2 separate regions of the Homo sapiens genome follow, and region 1 is linked to region 2. A link is a loop called in an ENCODE intact Hi-C map of the cell type or tissue named here. Cell type or tissue: PC-3. All regions are shown on one strand. Region 1 overlaps GRIK2 (glutamate ionotropic receptor kainate type subunit 2). Region 2 overlaps GRIK2 (glutamate ionotropic receptor kainate type subunit 2).

Region 1 (8,000 bases), 75 kb after region 2:
GGCTGTAGATGTGAAAGAGAATGGTGCATTGTGAAAGAAAAGGTTGAACAAAAATCAATTCATGTCAGAATTGATTAAAATCAGGAAACATTTTCAATGTCAACAGGATATTTAGGATGAGAATAATTAAATGAGCTCTGGAGGCAAATGAATTATTGACTACTTACAAATATCAGGCCTAAGAAGATAGAGATTGAGACATATGTCTTCTTTTTTTTCTTAGTGAAGAGAAACAGACAAAACTCTTCTAATATGTAACTTGGTATTAAACCATTGTGAGGAATAATTAGGAAATTATCCTAACATAGGAAAAAATATACAATTGACACATTAAATGTCAATTGTAATTGACAATTGTCAAATGTCAATTGTAATTGACAATTGTCAAATGTCAATTGTAATTGACAATTGTCAAATGTCAATTGTAATTGACAATTGTCAAATGTCAATTGTAATTGTAATTGTCAATTGTAATTGTAATTGTCAACTACATGTATATATGTATATATACTCCTGAAAATAATCTCTCTCTTTAATTCTTTTCAGAAGCAGCTTAAAGTTACATGGAGAAAATTCTTAAGTAGTTGATATTACAATGTCAACTTTTGCCTATTTTCAGACTTTGTACTTAGATACTATATGCAAATTGCAGTTTTGTATTTTTCCCCTGAGGATTGTTCTAGTGTTCCCACCTGCCCTATCTTCACAGCTTTTTTTATCCCATTCCTACTTTATCCTTTGAGACACTGGTCTCATTCATTCACTCATCCATTCATTCATTTATATGGTAAATATTAAGCAAGAGTCCCTATTTTCACAAATCTGACATTGTTGACCAGGGTTTCTCAACCTTGGCACTACTGACAATTTGGCTAGATAACTCTTTGCTGTGGGGGACTGTCCTATGTAATGTTGGATGTTTAGTGACATCCCTGTTCTCTACCTAATATACGCTGATAGGGCCCAAATAAATGTCTCTTGGGTGGCAAAATCACCCTGTGTAAAGAACCACAGTTTGAGAGAGAAGAAAGACAATAAAGAAAAATAACATAACACAATATTAGTGATGATAAGTGCTGTGAAGTAAAATAGAAAACGGGACTGTGGTAAGAGTGGCAGCAGGAGCAAGGGTTCTAAAGCTTTCTCAAGGACAGCAGTCTGCATAGCGCACAGATGTAGAAGCCTTGTTTCTCTTTTAACAGATGTCTATCATTCACTCTAAACCTGTCTATGGAATTGCTAATTAAGGCAAGAGCCTGATGTATTACTTACATGATTAAATTATTTCTGGTTCTTGACTATTTACAAAATGTCACAGTCACAGTAAGATTTTTTTGAATATGTCAAGTTTCTCAACTGAATAGAACATTAATAACTTCAAATGGACTATCGCATGCTATTGATTTTACTCTCTTGTTTCTGCCACTGGAGAACACGAACATCAATAAATCACATAGGCCCTCAGTGGGTGATTGGAGGGTATATTTATTTAAAACTCTTCCATTAATTTTTGTTTATTACATTATTCAATCTATCTTATAGCTGGTCTGCCATTTTTGTGGGTTTCAGAATTGTGAGGACTCTTAATGGGAAATGCTGTGACACTGTGATAAATGAAAGAGCAGTGGACGGTGAGTAGCACACTTGGGTTCTCGTTCAGGCTCTGTTATTGACTGGCTCAAGGACCCTGGGCAAAGTACTTCACCTCTGGGCAGCTTCTCTTAAATAAGGACTAGTCTACCTTCTTAATTTATTTCATTGTTTTTAATGAAGAAATGATATAGCAAATGTAAGATAATCTTTTAAAATGTTATATTTTTTCTTTAAAAAATTAGGTAATTATAAGGAAGATTTATATTTCTCAGATATTCTTGAAGTTGAGGAGCCACAATTGTGACTGTTTCCATCACTTGATGTTTCTTCTCCTCTAACCTACTTAAAAATTGCAGGCCCCTGTGCTATCCTGGTAAATCTCCCTCCAGTTTGCCAGTATGTGTCATGTTTCACTGCAAACCTCACACAATTTTCTGTAAGACATGGCCTAACCCGAAAAGTATAAGGAGGCTGTTAAATCTGTGGTTTTGGAGCAGGGATTTTTTTTTTCATGATCATCCCCCACCCTCAAAGAGCCTTTATAGACATTGTTTTCGTAGTTGCTCACCTATGAAATGCTAACATCACAGATTTATCCCCTGCCCTCCGCAGAATCAACTTTGCTCTCTGGGAATGATATGGTGGAGAAAGGGAAAGCGATTGCCTGAGTTGAGAATTCATGTTTGACTCAAAGTTAAGTTGGAGTCTAAATTCCCAGCAGCTTTTTGGCAGATCCAACCCAGTCCAAATCTGCTGTGGCTGTATAGTGTGGGACACTGGCTCAGCTGGCCGGATCTGGTGTTAAATCCCTGCTCTCTGCACTGGCTTATCCTTCCCAAATACTCCATGTTTCTGAGTGGTTCTTTGGCTATAAAATAGCATTGTATTTCCTGTTCCTGAGGTTGTTGTGAGGACTAATTGAAGTAACATATAGGAAGGTTGTTAACAGTGCATGGCAGATGAAAAACAGAAATGTTCATTATTATTTATACCCAATAACAGCAATTTTTAAAAGGAAAAGGGGGAGAGGAGAACTAATGCTTTTAAGTCCACAACTGCATTCTACATTTGTGTAGTGGTTATTTTCACTTTATTTTTAAGCTATGTTCAGAACGTAACTTTTGCTCTTGTTTTTCTTTGTTAGGTTTGACCCCATGTTTAAACATACGTATTAGTCTGTTTTGTGTTTTTATAAAGGAATACCTTAGGCTAGGTAATTTATAAAGAAAAGAGGCTTCTTTGGTTCACAGTTCTGCAGGCTGTACAAGAAGCTTGGCTCCAGCCAGCCTCTGCTTCTTGTGAGGACCTCTGGAAACTTTCAATCATGGCAGAAAAGGAAGGGGAGCCGGCTGGCAAGAAAGGAAGCAAGAGGGGGTGGTGCCAGGTTCTTTTTAACCTCTAGCTCTCCTGTTAACTAATAGAGCAAGAACTTACTCATTAGCATGGGTAAAGCACGAAGCCATTCATGAGGGTTCTGCCCACTGACCCAAACACCTCCCACTAGATCCCACTCCAACATTAGGGATCACATTTCACCATGAGATTTTTGAGGGGACAATTATCCAATCTATATCAGCCTGACATCTGCAAATTTAATTGGCTTTTATGCTTCTCACTCAAGGTAAAAAACAGAAACAATAAACAAATAAAATACAACCACTACTTTGAGGAGGACAAGGTCAGGGAAAGCCACAAGCATGCAAGTATGCAACTAGGAAATTTCCCTGAGGACACTGGTTGTCAACCTTGACTGTATAATTTGGACTGAGGTATGGCCTAAGTGTTGGAATTTTAAATAATTCACCAAATGATTCTAATGGGAAATAGGGTCAAGAACTACCAAATATTCAATAATAAGGAATCCACTCAAATAGACCAACTATTACTAGAGTTTTCTTAAGTTCTCTGTTGAAATCCAGATACACTTGTCTGCAGAATTCATCTGTTAGGAAGAAACTTTTCCTCTATGATCTTAGGTTCAAATGGTTGGGGTCCTGAGAGTTAACTGACGATAGATAGATTAGCAGAATAAAAGACAGTGTTTATGTATATGTACATTGCAAACCCTCAGGAGTACTCAGTGATGAGTAACTCACTGAATCCTCAAAATTAACATTTTATATACCATTTTAACAAAATGTATTTTTTTAAAAGGGCATCAGTGGAAACGTATGGAAAGTTTATTGGGCTTTTTGATGCTAATGAGAATAGGAAGCCTGTCTCCATGGCAGCTGAATTCACAGGAAATTCCTTGCAGGGGAGTTAATGGGAGCTATATTTTCAGGACATTCTGCTTTAATCAGATAAGGGATGTTCAGATAAGATTTCTTTTTCATTTTCTGTAGCTCAAATGTTTTCACTTGAAAATAATCTTTATGCTAAACCGTGATCTCTTTACATGTGATAACTCTTAAAATGAGAAAATGACACACAACTACACCAAAAAAGCAAATAATTTAAGCATGGCATTACTGAGTGCTCATTATGTCCCAGTTTTATTTACCAGGGCCAAGTAATGTGTCCAAAGTTAACAGCTAATAAATAGCAAAGCTGGGAGTATGCCCAGGTTTACCTGACTCCAAGGTCAACACTCTGTTATACCACACTGTTCTTAATATGCCCTAGTGGTAACAGCCTCTCTTTAGACTTCTACTGAGGTTAATAAGCTATCATACAATTCTGCTTAAGAAGATTATCAGAATATACTTTTTTCTATTTTTGGAAAAAGCAAATGTATATCTTTTTAATAGTTTTTAGCTTCCTAGCAGTGACAGTGAACCAGGCCTGGTGTGCCTGTTACGCAGTATGCCAATCACTAAGGTGACAAGTTTGCAGCAGAGAAAGAGTTTATTCATGAGGCAGCCAGGTGAGGAGGTGAGAGGACAGGTCTCAAATCTGCCTCCTGAAGATGTGGTTTAGGGATATTTGTGGGATAAAGAATCAGGGTGGACTAAGGTGTGGGGTAAGATGATTGAGGTGTCAACAAAAAGAGTCAGACTCTGTAAAATATTTGCAGAGATTTACTCTGAGCCAAATATGAGTGACTGTGGCCCATGACACAGCCCTTAAGAGGTCCTGAGAACACGTCCTCAAGGTGGTCGGGGTGCAGCTTGGTTTTATACATTTTAAGGAGGCATGAGACATTAATCAAATACATTTAAGAAATGCATTGGTTTGGTCCAGAAAGGCGGGACAATTTGAGGCAAGGGCTTCCAGGCTATAGATAAATTGAAACATTTTTTAGTTGACAATTGGCTGAGTTTGTCTAAAGACCTGGGATCAATAGAAATGAATATCTGGGTTAAGATAAGTGGTTGTAGAGACCAAAGTTTTACCATGCAGATGAAGCTTTTAGCTAGCAGGTTTCAAAGAGAATAGGCTGTAAAATGTTTTTTATCATACTTAAAGTCTGTGTTGATGTTAATGCCGGAGAGGTATAATGAGGCATGCTAGACCCCCCACTTCCCATCATGGCCTAAAACCGTCTCTCAGGTTAAATTTTAAGAGCCCTGGCTGAGGACGAAGTCCATTCACATGGTTGACAGGGGGAGATTAGAATTTTATTTTTGGTTTAGAGAGATTAAGGAAAAGTGAGGTAACTGGCGATCTATACGAGCATAGTCAAGCTTCGTGGCTCTTTACGGGAATCATGTTTACAAAATGGTATTTGTTAGCATGATTTTAGGGTGGAGTTTTTAGTCCCTGGACAACAAAAGGTCACCTATTGGACATTTACACCAGCCCAACTGGAGGGTTAGTGGTTTCAACCAGCTTGCATTGGACAAGAGCTGACCAAGTTCCTGAAAAACAACTTAAACAATCGTTACCATGGTGACCTACACCTCAGCGATGTTATAAGAAAGTTAGGAAAAGTTTAGTTTATATCGCTTAGCTATGTGACTTTTAGCTATATAAGTTTTAAAATCAACTAGAAGCAAGCAGCTAAAAGCAAGCCAGATGGGTTAAGTTTGGTGGGCCTAATCAGGTCAGCCCTTGTTTTAAGCAGGGTTTAATCCATCTTATATGAAAAATTTCTTAACACGTTGGGATGCAATTCACTTCTATATGGAAACTTATTTAGACCAGCTAATAGCTGTCTTCCTAATGCTTCTTTATCTTGGCCTTTAGAGGCTTCCTTCCATAGTTTTTTCCATAGTCTTTTATCTACACCTTGTTCTCCTTACCACAGAGAAAGTAATCAAAATGGAGTTGTGTGGTCTTGTATTCTCCTTCTGGTCTTTAAAAATAACATCAACCCTCAATTTCATTCATGATAACAAGTGCCCTATGTAGTATGTCCTATCACTTCCATATTTTTTCTTACTTTAAAAATAATTAAAAATTTCAGATACTTAAAGCAAGTGTTAGGTAGCCATTATATTTGCTTAATATGAGTATTATTAATTTTTAAAAAACGTTAATAGGTTTTTTGGGAACAGGTGGTATTTAGTTAAATGAACAAGTTCTTTAGTGGTGATTTCTGAGATTTTGGTGCATCCATTACCTGAGAAGTGTACACTGTAGCAATATGTAGTCTTTTTTTATTTTGAGATGGAGTCTCACTCTGTTGCCCAGGCTGGAGTGCAGTGGCATGATCTCGGCTCACTGAAAGCTCCACCTCCCAGGTTCACACCATTCTCCTGCTTCAGCCTCCTGAGTAGCTGGGACTATAGGCGCCCGCCACCACGCCCGGCTAATTTTTTGTGTTTTTAGTAGAGACGGGGTTTCAACATGTTGGCCAGGATGTTCTCGATCTCCTGACCTCATGATCCGCCCGCCTCGGCCTCCCAAAGTTCTGGGATTACAGACATGAGCCGTCGTGCCCAGCCAGCAATATGTAGTCTTTTATCCCTTGCCAACCGCTATCCTTTCCTCTGAGTCTCCAAAGTCCAATGTGTCATTCTTATGCCTTTGGCTCTTCATAGCTTAGCTCTCACATATTAGTGAGAATATACGATGTTTGGTTTTCCATTTCTGAGTTACTTCACTTAAAATAATGGTCTCCAATTCCACGATTCCATCCAGGTTGCTATGAATGCCATTATTTCATTCTTTATTATGGCTGAGTAGTATTCCATGGTGTGTGTGTGTGTGTGTGTGTGCGTGCGCGCATATATATATATATATATATATATATATATATATATCACAATTTCTTTTTCTTTTTCTTTTTTTTTTTTTTTAAGATGGAGTTTCACTCTTGTTGCCCAGGCTGGAGTGCAATGGCACGATCTCAGCTCACTGCAACCTCTGCCTCCTGGGTTCAAGCGATTCTTCTGCCTCAGCCTCCCGAGTAGCTGAGATTACAGGCACACACCACTATGCCTGGCTAATTTTTTTGTATTTTTAGTAGAGATGGGGTTTCTCTATGTTGGTCAGGATGGTCTCGAACTCCTGACCTCAGGTAATCCGCCCACCTTGGCCTCCCAAAGTGCTGGGATTACAGGCAAGAGCCACTGCACCTGGCCCACAGTTTCTTAATCCATTTGTTGATTGATGGGCATATGGGCTGGTTCCATATGTTTGCAACTGCAAATTGTGAGCACTGTTTAATTCTAAGCTTCCTTGTAGGTAAGGCAAAAAGCAAGCAAAGTATTTTAGGCAATTCCCATAACTAAAGGGAAATTATTTATTATATTTGTCCATTTGAAAAGATATTTTTTCATGTTGTAAAAAATTTATTAAATGAATGCTAACATAAGGATTAATAAACAACATGATCTTAACATTCTTCATGGAGTAATTTAGTTTTTTTCAATTTTTGATAAAAAGCTGAAGGTATATCAACTTGTTATTCAGTGAAAGGATAACTATTGGTAGCGAAATATAAACCTGATCTAGATTTGGAGATCAAAATTTTGGATTTATACACTTTAGGGAATATATCAGAATGAATAACCTTCACATCACATTGAGTACTCTATGAAGAATCAGTTACATGGGCTGGACTTTTGATCAGACCCTCATAGAAAACAGCTGAGCATGATGGGCCTGGCATTCTATTGATGATTACCAATACAGTCATGTATTGCTTAAAAAGCACCTGGCCAAGTTATACATATTATAAAGGCTTTTTGGTATTCTCGTTGAGATGGATTGAGAAATATTTTATATATATTTTTTGAGAAACGTTTTATGTATGAATAATAGATGGGCAATATGAAATCACAGTATAAAATTTAGTTTTCTTTCAACTAGTCTCAAAATTTCATGCCCATTACAAAATTAAAACTAAGAAAAAAAATTAGCCATGTTTATTTTTTCTTTTTCTGTTGTCAGTGTTCTTTTAACACCTTAGCTCTTCAGGGTGCTCTCCCTGCAGCTATATTTTTAGATGTTTCCCAGTTTCTCTCCTCATCAGGATCATTTAATATTGTAACACTTCAATTTTTAAATAACTCCATTTT
Region 2 (8,000 bases):
AAATGATTTGCATATCTGTCTCACCACCACCACCCTATAATCTCACAGGTGGTGAACATATACCATTTATATTTTTTAATTTCACTTCTGTATTCTCAATTCAAAATACACAATATGTGCTGTCATGTATTCCTGATACATTTACATCTTTTAATCATTCATAAGATAACATGTATGTTCAATAAGCACAACTACTAAAGACTTTGGGGTTGATGATATTATTTCTGGGACAAGAAGATAAAATAAAACCTGAGATTCTAAAGAGTTACGTTCTACTTGGCATTCCCACCAGGACATAAAAGTTCTGATAATTGTTAGTCATGAGCCCAGCAACATAAAACATCATAAGCTCTTTCATCAATGTCAACGTTAAATCATATTTGATGTATTAAGTGCCAGTATAAAACCAATAACAGCAGCATCCTGGGACATAGCCAGAATAAGAGCTGTGAAGGATCATTTGCCGTTCATAACTGCATTGACTTGAGCACAAGTGGGGATTAAAGAACAGCAGGCTACCTAATCAGCCGCTGTCTGGAGAGCTGAAGTTGGGTTATCACAAGCTGAGAGGGCAGTGAGAGCGACAGTAAGACAGGCGTACATCTGAACAGGTTGTCAGGAGACAAAAGTGCCTGTGAAGTGGCCATCAGAATTGAACAATGAAGTGTGTTGGTCCCACTGAGGGTGAGTCAGTCACACCGCCAGGATAGCAGATGATGAAGTATGGTGAAGTAGGAGAAGAAATATACAGGAGAAGAAATATACAGGATGCTTCTGGATTATGCTTGTTGTCTTTGTTTAATTATTAAGCAACTACCTCTGTGTCTTCTTTTAAAAAGATGCCCGTTTGGTGAAAAATAAGAGTGACTGATTATAAACAACCATTAAATCAAAATATTACCAAATTCTGCACACAGACCAAAGTTACAATAATCCTGTTAAAGAGTTTCTAAAACATTGCTGTGATGCATTTCTGGGTTGTGTTTGTGTAGGTGTCTGTGTGCCCAGAATCCCTTTGAGGGAATCTTCGCAGTCCATGTAGTTCAGGCGAGGCTGCTTCAGTCACCCACTGATGCCATTCGGTAGGCATCTAACCTAACTGCAACTCTCTACTCCCACCAAATCACACCAGTCTGGGACAGAGGCCTTCCTAGGATACTGACAGAACTTTTGAGGAAAATATCTTTTTATGAGTGTGAAATTCTGATTGTCATCTGTGTTATAAAATGGGAAAAAGGGAAGGAGTAATTAAGGTAACAGAGGAAAAGAGAACAGAGAAACAAAGAATTCCTTGTTTCAACCATGCCTGGAGTTTATTCTCAGTTATGGGAGACAATGAGTTACCTTTTTGCTCAGTGTAGTGTGAATTGGGCCTGCACATATTACCAAGATAGTCCTGACAAATACAACTGCTTTTTCACTAAACTGTCCAACTTTTTATCTGCCCCATCTCATTATACCAAATATAAGCCCATGTGCAGCAGCTGTACAAACAGGACAAAAAAGAAATAGATAATAGGATGGGTCTAGGCTTTGGTCAGCAAAGAACTAAGCCACTGTCCATGACTGGTGCTCCAGCAAGCACAGCTCTTATATCAGTCGCTAATGTGCTTATTTCTCTCACGATTGAGATGCAAGCAAATTTTAATAGCAATAAGCAAAGAGATAGAATTAAAATGCAACATTAATTTTACTGGCTTCTCACAAACTGAAATATTCTGAAGAGAAAATTGAAATTAGCATATACTGAGCTTAGACCCTAAAGTGTTAGAAGCCAAAAGGTTTTAGCCTTGGCATGGCCAAAAGCACTGCTTACTTTTTGATAATGGCATAATTGCTTTTTTTCATATCAGTGAAAGCAGAAACAGAAACAGCATATTGACTTTATAAGTCATAATCAGGCTGGCAGCCTGTATTAGTCTGTTCCCACACTGCTAATAAAGACATACCCAAGACTGGGCCATTTCTAAAGAGAAAGAGGTTTAATGGACTCACAGATGACTGGGGAGGCCTCACAATCATGGTAGAAGGTTAAGGAGGAGCAAAGGCACATCTTACATGGTGGCAGGCAAGAGAGGATGCTCAAGGGAACAGCCCTTTTATAAAAAACAACAACAAAAAATCAGTTCTTGTGAGACTTACTAACATGAGAACAGTATAGAAAAACCCACCCCCATGATTCAATTACCTCCCACTGGGCCCCTCGCATGGCATGTGGAGATCAGGAAAGCTACAATTCTGGATGAGATTTGCGTGGGGACACAGCTAAATATCTTAGCCCTTGCCTTCCTTAACATTTCTCTGCTGGAATCACAGATACACTCCATATAACACCTCAGTTTAGCCCTGGCTATGACCAGGTAGGTGCTCCTTGGCATTGTTATAGGGCTAGTCTTGCATATTGGGCCCAGCCTCAATCATATGATGGGAGTTCTGGCACTCTCTGTCCACTTCATTTTCCTTAACCCTACTGCTTCCCCCATCCAGAACCTGAAACTTCTGGTTATATCTAAGACACCACCTAGTAGGACTGCATTCTGTTCTCCATGCTGTTTACTATACAATTTTCTATGAAAAGACTGGTTGTTTGGAATCACAGTAACTCCCTCCACCTGGCCAAGAGAAGCACAGCCACTGTCATAGTGTATGTCTGCTTTGGAGTTCATTGTATATTGAGTCAAATCTAAAATTTTATATTCTAGTAGACACTGAATATGGTTTCACCTAGGTGATTTCATGTGTTTAATACTGCATCAAAACATCCTTGGCAAGTTCCTGCCTTCTTTATTCCCACCTTTCTGTCACTAAGTTCTCTATATTTTAAAAATAAACCTTAAAGGTTATGAATTGCTGTTGGATATACAAATATATAGGAGCAATACTAGTTAGGAGGCTTTTGTTAGAATCCATTTGAGAGACTATGTTAGTTTAGTCCAGTATGTTAGAAGAGGTAAGAGTTGGTCATTTTCTAGGTATTTTTGAAGGTAGATCTGATGGGATTTTCTAAAATGTTGGATATGGGTTGTGCCAGAAAGAATGCCATCAAAGGTGACACCTCTATTTTTTATTTGAGTAACTGGAAAGGTGAGTTGCTGTTATCCTACTTAGAGATGATTGAGGGAGGAGCAGCTTTGGAGGGTACAGAGATGGAGAACTAGTTTGGGAATACTGTTTGTAGTATCTATTAATCATCAAAATAGAGACGTAGCATTATTTAGGCACCCTGAAGGCCACCCTCACTTTAACACCAGCTGAAAAGTTCAAGGGCCTCCAAGGCCACCTTCACTTCTGACACCAGTTGCAATTTCAGGGGTCCCAAAGATTACTCTCAAGTTTGATAATTTGCTAGAATGAGTCACAGAGTGGACTGAAAGCTGTTATACTCATGGATACAATTTATAGCAGCAAAACAATGTAGGTTAAAATTGGCCAACGGAAGGAGTGCATAGGGAAGAGTCCAGGAGAGGTCCGTGCCCAGACTTTTCAGTTGTTCTTTCCCAGTGGATTTGTGGACAGTGCTCACTTCTTCAGGCAATGACCTGTAACAATGTGCATGTAGTATTGCCAACTAGGCAAGCTCACTAGAGCTTGAATGTCTTAAGTGTTTATTAGGGTTTAATCATGTAGACATGACTGGCCACCCACTTGGCTGACCTGTAGTCTCCAACCCCTCCAGAACTTGAGCTGATGCCACATAGCTCAAAGCCTCTACCATGAATCACATTGTTTGACTAATCACATTGTTAGCCCAAGGTGCCCAAATAAACAAAAGCACTCTTGTTAGATAGGACATGGCAAAGGCTTAGAGAGTGTCTCCCAGGAGCTAATGGCAAAGGCCGGATCTCTCTTTAGGTAAAATTAATTCTTTATTACACAGATGCCAAATAGAAAAGTGAATTTAAAAGTCTAGAGTTTGAGAAAGTGGACTGGTAAGAGATATGCCAGCGTACAGACAGTGTATTAGAGTCCTAGCAGAAAGTAAAATTCACTTAGATGGTTTTAATGAAAACATTTTGATAAAGATACCCCTTACAGGACTGCAGGCAAGATTTTGAGATCAAGTAGGGCCTGTTGAGACACATATATACCATCCTGGGATCCAAAGGAAAAGCAGTTAACAGAACCAATGAAAAGGGTTAACATGTGCCAAGCACAGTGCTAAGTGATTTGTTCATTTGATTTTTCCTATATGGTAATAATTATTATTATCAAATGCTTATAAGGGAGAAAACTAAAGTTTAAAACATTTAAATACCTTTGTCTATATTTGTTCAGGAGAGAGTTAATGACCTGGGATTCAGCCTGAATCTGCCTGCCACGGGCTGCCATGCCACTTATATGATTCTAAAATTTGACATTGTTATGCCACATATAAGATCATCCTGTGGGTTTCAGCCGCTCTCCATGACTTACCTACAAAAGGGTGTCTAGTTAGTGACTCTCCCACTTAGGCTTTCCTGAGAGGCTTCTGCTTTGCTAGATCAGGGTTGTGAGCATTTCTGGTATGGAAGTTTACAAATGGGAGTGGAGTAGAAAAAACAAAAACATAATGGCCGAATTCTCCTGTGGAAGGAAGTTAGGGAAGAGGTAAACTAGACTTCCAGGAAAACAGAAGCAAAGGAAGTATGTATGTGTATGATTCTAAGTGTGTACACACATACACATGTACATGTATTAAGTGTCAAAGTGTGTTTTCAGGATTTGGGTGTGTTTGAGAAGAGAAAAAAATACAGGATTTTAGTTGCAACTGACTATAAATTTGTACACTTTTAAAATGTTTTCATGGGATTGTAAAGGTCTGAATTCCTGCTGGAATTCTATTTATTTGAATGTATCATGGTTCAAGGTTATCAAGTGTGTCCTGGCTTCGAAGAGAACATAGTGCCTAGAATGTATCATCTATACTGTATTATTATTATGATTTTTGTTACAAAGCGTGGAAGGGCTTTGCCATTAATAAAACAATATAATGGATATGATTTAATATCATTAAAAATAATCAAGAGATTTTAATATGGGGATAACCATTATATAATCCCACCATGCCTATCCCACCACCTGGGTCAGATCCCGTATTGAAACATGCCCCTAGACACAGAACTGGACTCAGAAAGATTCTTGGCACAGTGCTTCATTTAGCTACAAATAATCAATTATCCCTGACATGCAAGTTAAAACTCATTTGCCACTTGGTTTATAATGTATCAAGCTAAAATGTTTTAACATGTTCTGGGTCTTCAATTTACTAGGTTATATCATAATTTTAAAATAAAGAAAATTTCAAAGAAAGAAGGCAATATCTCTGTAAAATTAGCATTCAGACTTGAGTATGTCCCAAGGAGACTAGCCCTCCAATTCTATTTTGTATAGCTTTCTTTTCCTCCTCTGAGAAGGTGAAAAACTCTTTGAAGATTTCCTTTCATTTCCTTTTCTCTTCTCTCTTATTTCTCTAAGCCCCAATTATCTCTGTTTTCAATGTTCTCTGTACAGAAAAAATCCGCATCACCACCCACCTCCAGAAGGAGAGAATGGCTGATAAAAAATTGGAGATTGGATTTTGTTTCAGTGCCAATCTACTACTTGTGTCAAACCATTTTAAATTTTCTCATTATAGTTAGCTCTCTTCTCTATTTTTACAGCATTGCCACACATTACAAAATCCATAGCTGGTACATATGCACTATTTAGTTAGCTTTAAAACATTTCTGTAGCCCACATACATTCTAATAAAATTAATTCTTTGAAAGGCCATACTTTGGCTTCTGAATAAATTATTATCTTTTCTCAACTGAAAAAAAAAAGATGATGATGAAACATGGAATATAGATGAATCATTTTTGTGTAGCTTATAATACAATGCATTTTGGGTTGAGTCTGAGCTTGCATAAAGACTGACTGAAATGATAAATAGGCCTGATGATTAAGCCAGGTGGCAAATCACTAGTTTGTGTAGCTGCCAAAATGGATACCTGGGTATGGGAGGAAACCTGGGACTCCCTTCCTGGGGATAGGGTAGTCGAGGCCTGCCGTAGAAGTGGTGTGATTAATCTCTTTAGAAGAGAGTGCCAGCTGCAGTGTGCATAAATGTCTCCTCCTGGATTCTCCTTAAAAGCTAAATTGATGACAGTCTCTTAAAAGAGCAGCTCAGCCCTCTGTCCCTGTAAGATAAAGACAAACCTTGATTTCAGCTACTACTGAAATAAGTAAAAGTAGAAAAAGGTTAAAAAAAAATAACAGTACTGTACTCTTAGTGAAGGAATTAGAGGTAATAGAATGTTACTCATCTACCAAAATATAAGGATAATTGCAATGTGGTACCCTTTTTTGTTAGAAGGTTTTGTGGAGCCCATCTGTGCAGATTGTTTGTTTTTTACTATCATTACATCAATTAATTACATTAGGGAAGAAGGGGACACTTTAATTAAAAGGCTGTTTTAAGGAGTTATAATTCTACTCTGTCATTAAATAATTTAACAATTTAAATAGGCACCAAATTTGTTAGTAAAGAATAATTCTGAAAATGTTTGTTTGTAAATTATTTATATTAACCACATTTTCAGCAAAATTAATTTTGCCTTTTTATTTCATCAAATCAAAGCGTCCATTGATTTCTTCATTTTGACCAATGGACTGTAGGATAGGAAGACATATAAACCATCTCAATTATTTTGAGAGACTTATTTTTTCCTAAAAGAGAAAAACCTCTCATTTTACCAAGTATGCATATTTGCTTGTGTGTGATATGTCTGATTAGGGTAATCTTTTCTGCAATTGGCATTTTTAGAACATGATGAGTTGCAAAGAGAAGACATGGCTGGTGAAAAGATGGATATAGACCCACAGAAATAAATATATAGCCAATAATGTAATTTAAAAACATTGCTGCTACTTAAGTCCATACTTCTTTGGATAAAAACCTTCATCCACATAAGTTATACTACAGGAATGCCTTTGTGTATTTCACATAAAATGGGTGGATAAACATCTATTTTTTGGATGTCTTGAATGCATCTTTCTTTTTGTCAACCATCTTCCATTTTTCTAGAGTGTGCTAAATAATGGAATTCAGAGACTTGTATCTAAATGTCAGGGAATAAGGAAAGCAAAGGATTAAGAATGAAAATAAATATGGAAATATGAGAAATAATATCATGGGACAGAACAAGAGAGGCTTAGAAGCTAAGAGAAGATTCTAAGCAACTCCTGGTGCAGGAGTTGATGGAAAGTGAGAATTTAAAAATAATGATTCTGCATTCTGTATTTAAACTGTTCTCTAGACTGTTTCTGTCTGATTGAAATAGTAAGCCATTTTTTTTAAAACATTGAATGTGAAAAGCATTATAGAAACTGCTTTTGTACTTAAAAAAAATGCCAGAGTCAAACTGTATCTCATGCAGTTGAAGACTGAATAAGTAATATTATTCCAGTCATTATATTTATCTAGGATCAGTGTCTTACACATAGTGGATGTGCAAAAAATATATGTGGAATGAATGAATGAAGATAACATTTTACTCAAATTTTTAAGTAGGAGACGGCAGGTCCTACTAGTAGTGAGGTTTTTATCTTTTTTTCACTCTTCAATGTTATTCCCCAGGGAAACTGGCAAACTGAAATCTGTTACATTAATGCCAGCAGAGATGTATGAGTGTGAAGAGAATAAGTAAACATTTATTGTACCTGATGGCTCAATGGACTATCAACATGAGCTCTTAAGAGACTTGAAAATACTTGGCAGTGTTTATCCTTAGGATGAACTCTACAAAAACTATTTGTGGACATTATTTTCAGAAAATTTCTATTTTGGGGTCAGCTGAGCTTTTTCAATTCAAAACTTATGAGCTAATATGTAACTATATAACGCCTTTCCTTTGGCAATGAGTTAATTTCTTAATGTTTTTTAATTCTAATGTTAGGTTTTCTATCTAAATCAGTGTCAAAATATCATCCAAAAATAGAGATAGTAGCTAGTACATTTTTAATACAATATTTTCCCATGT

The links. Peaks named below come from ENCODE experiments on the same cell type or tissue, not always from the same donor. Only the 100,000 strongest peaks of a DNase experiment are listed, where the experiment ranks them.
Region 1: it touches region 2 in a loop (11-fold over the local background); 1 of 110 quality-filtered maps calls a loop at or near these places.

The regions. Positions count from the first base shown.
Region 1 is chr6:101,737,820-101,745,819 of GRCh38, forward strand. All of the region lies in intron 7 of GRIK2 (glutamate ionotropic receptor kainate type subunit 2), which reads left to right. Among named protein-coding and RNA genes, the nearest start is that of GRIK2, 350 kb to the left of the region's middle. RefSeq lists an enhancer at 3,509-4,044. In PC-3, no CTCF peak of the experiment used is centred here; no DNase peak of the experiment used is centred here.
Region 2 is chr6:101,662,780-101,670,779 of GRCh38, forward strand. All of the region lies in intron 4 of GRIK2 (glutamate ionotropic receptor kainate type subunit 2), which reads left to right. Among named protein-coding and RNA genes, the nearest start is that of GRIK2, 270 kb to the left of the region's middle. In PC-3, no CTCF peak of the experiment used is centred here; a DNase peak (open chromatin) is centred at 3,682; H3K4me3 peaks cover 321 bases; H3K27ac peaks cover 1,038 bases.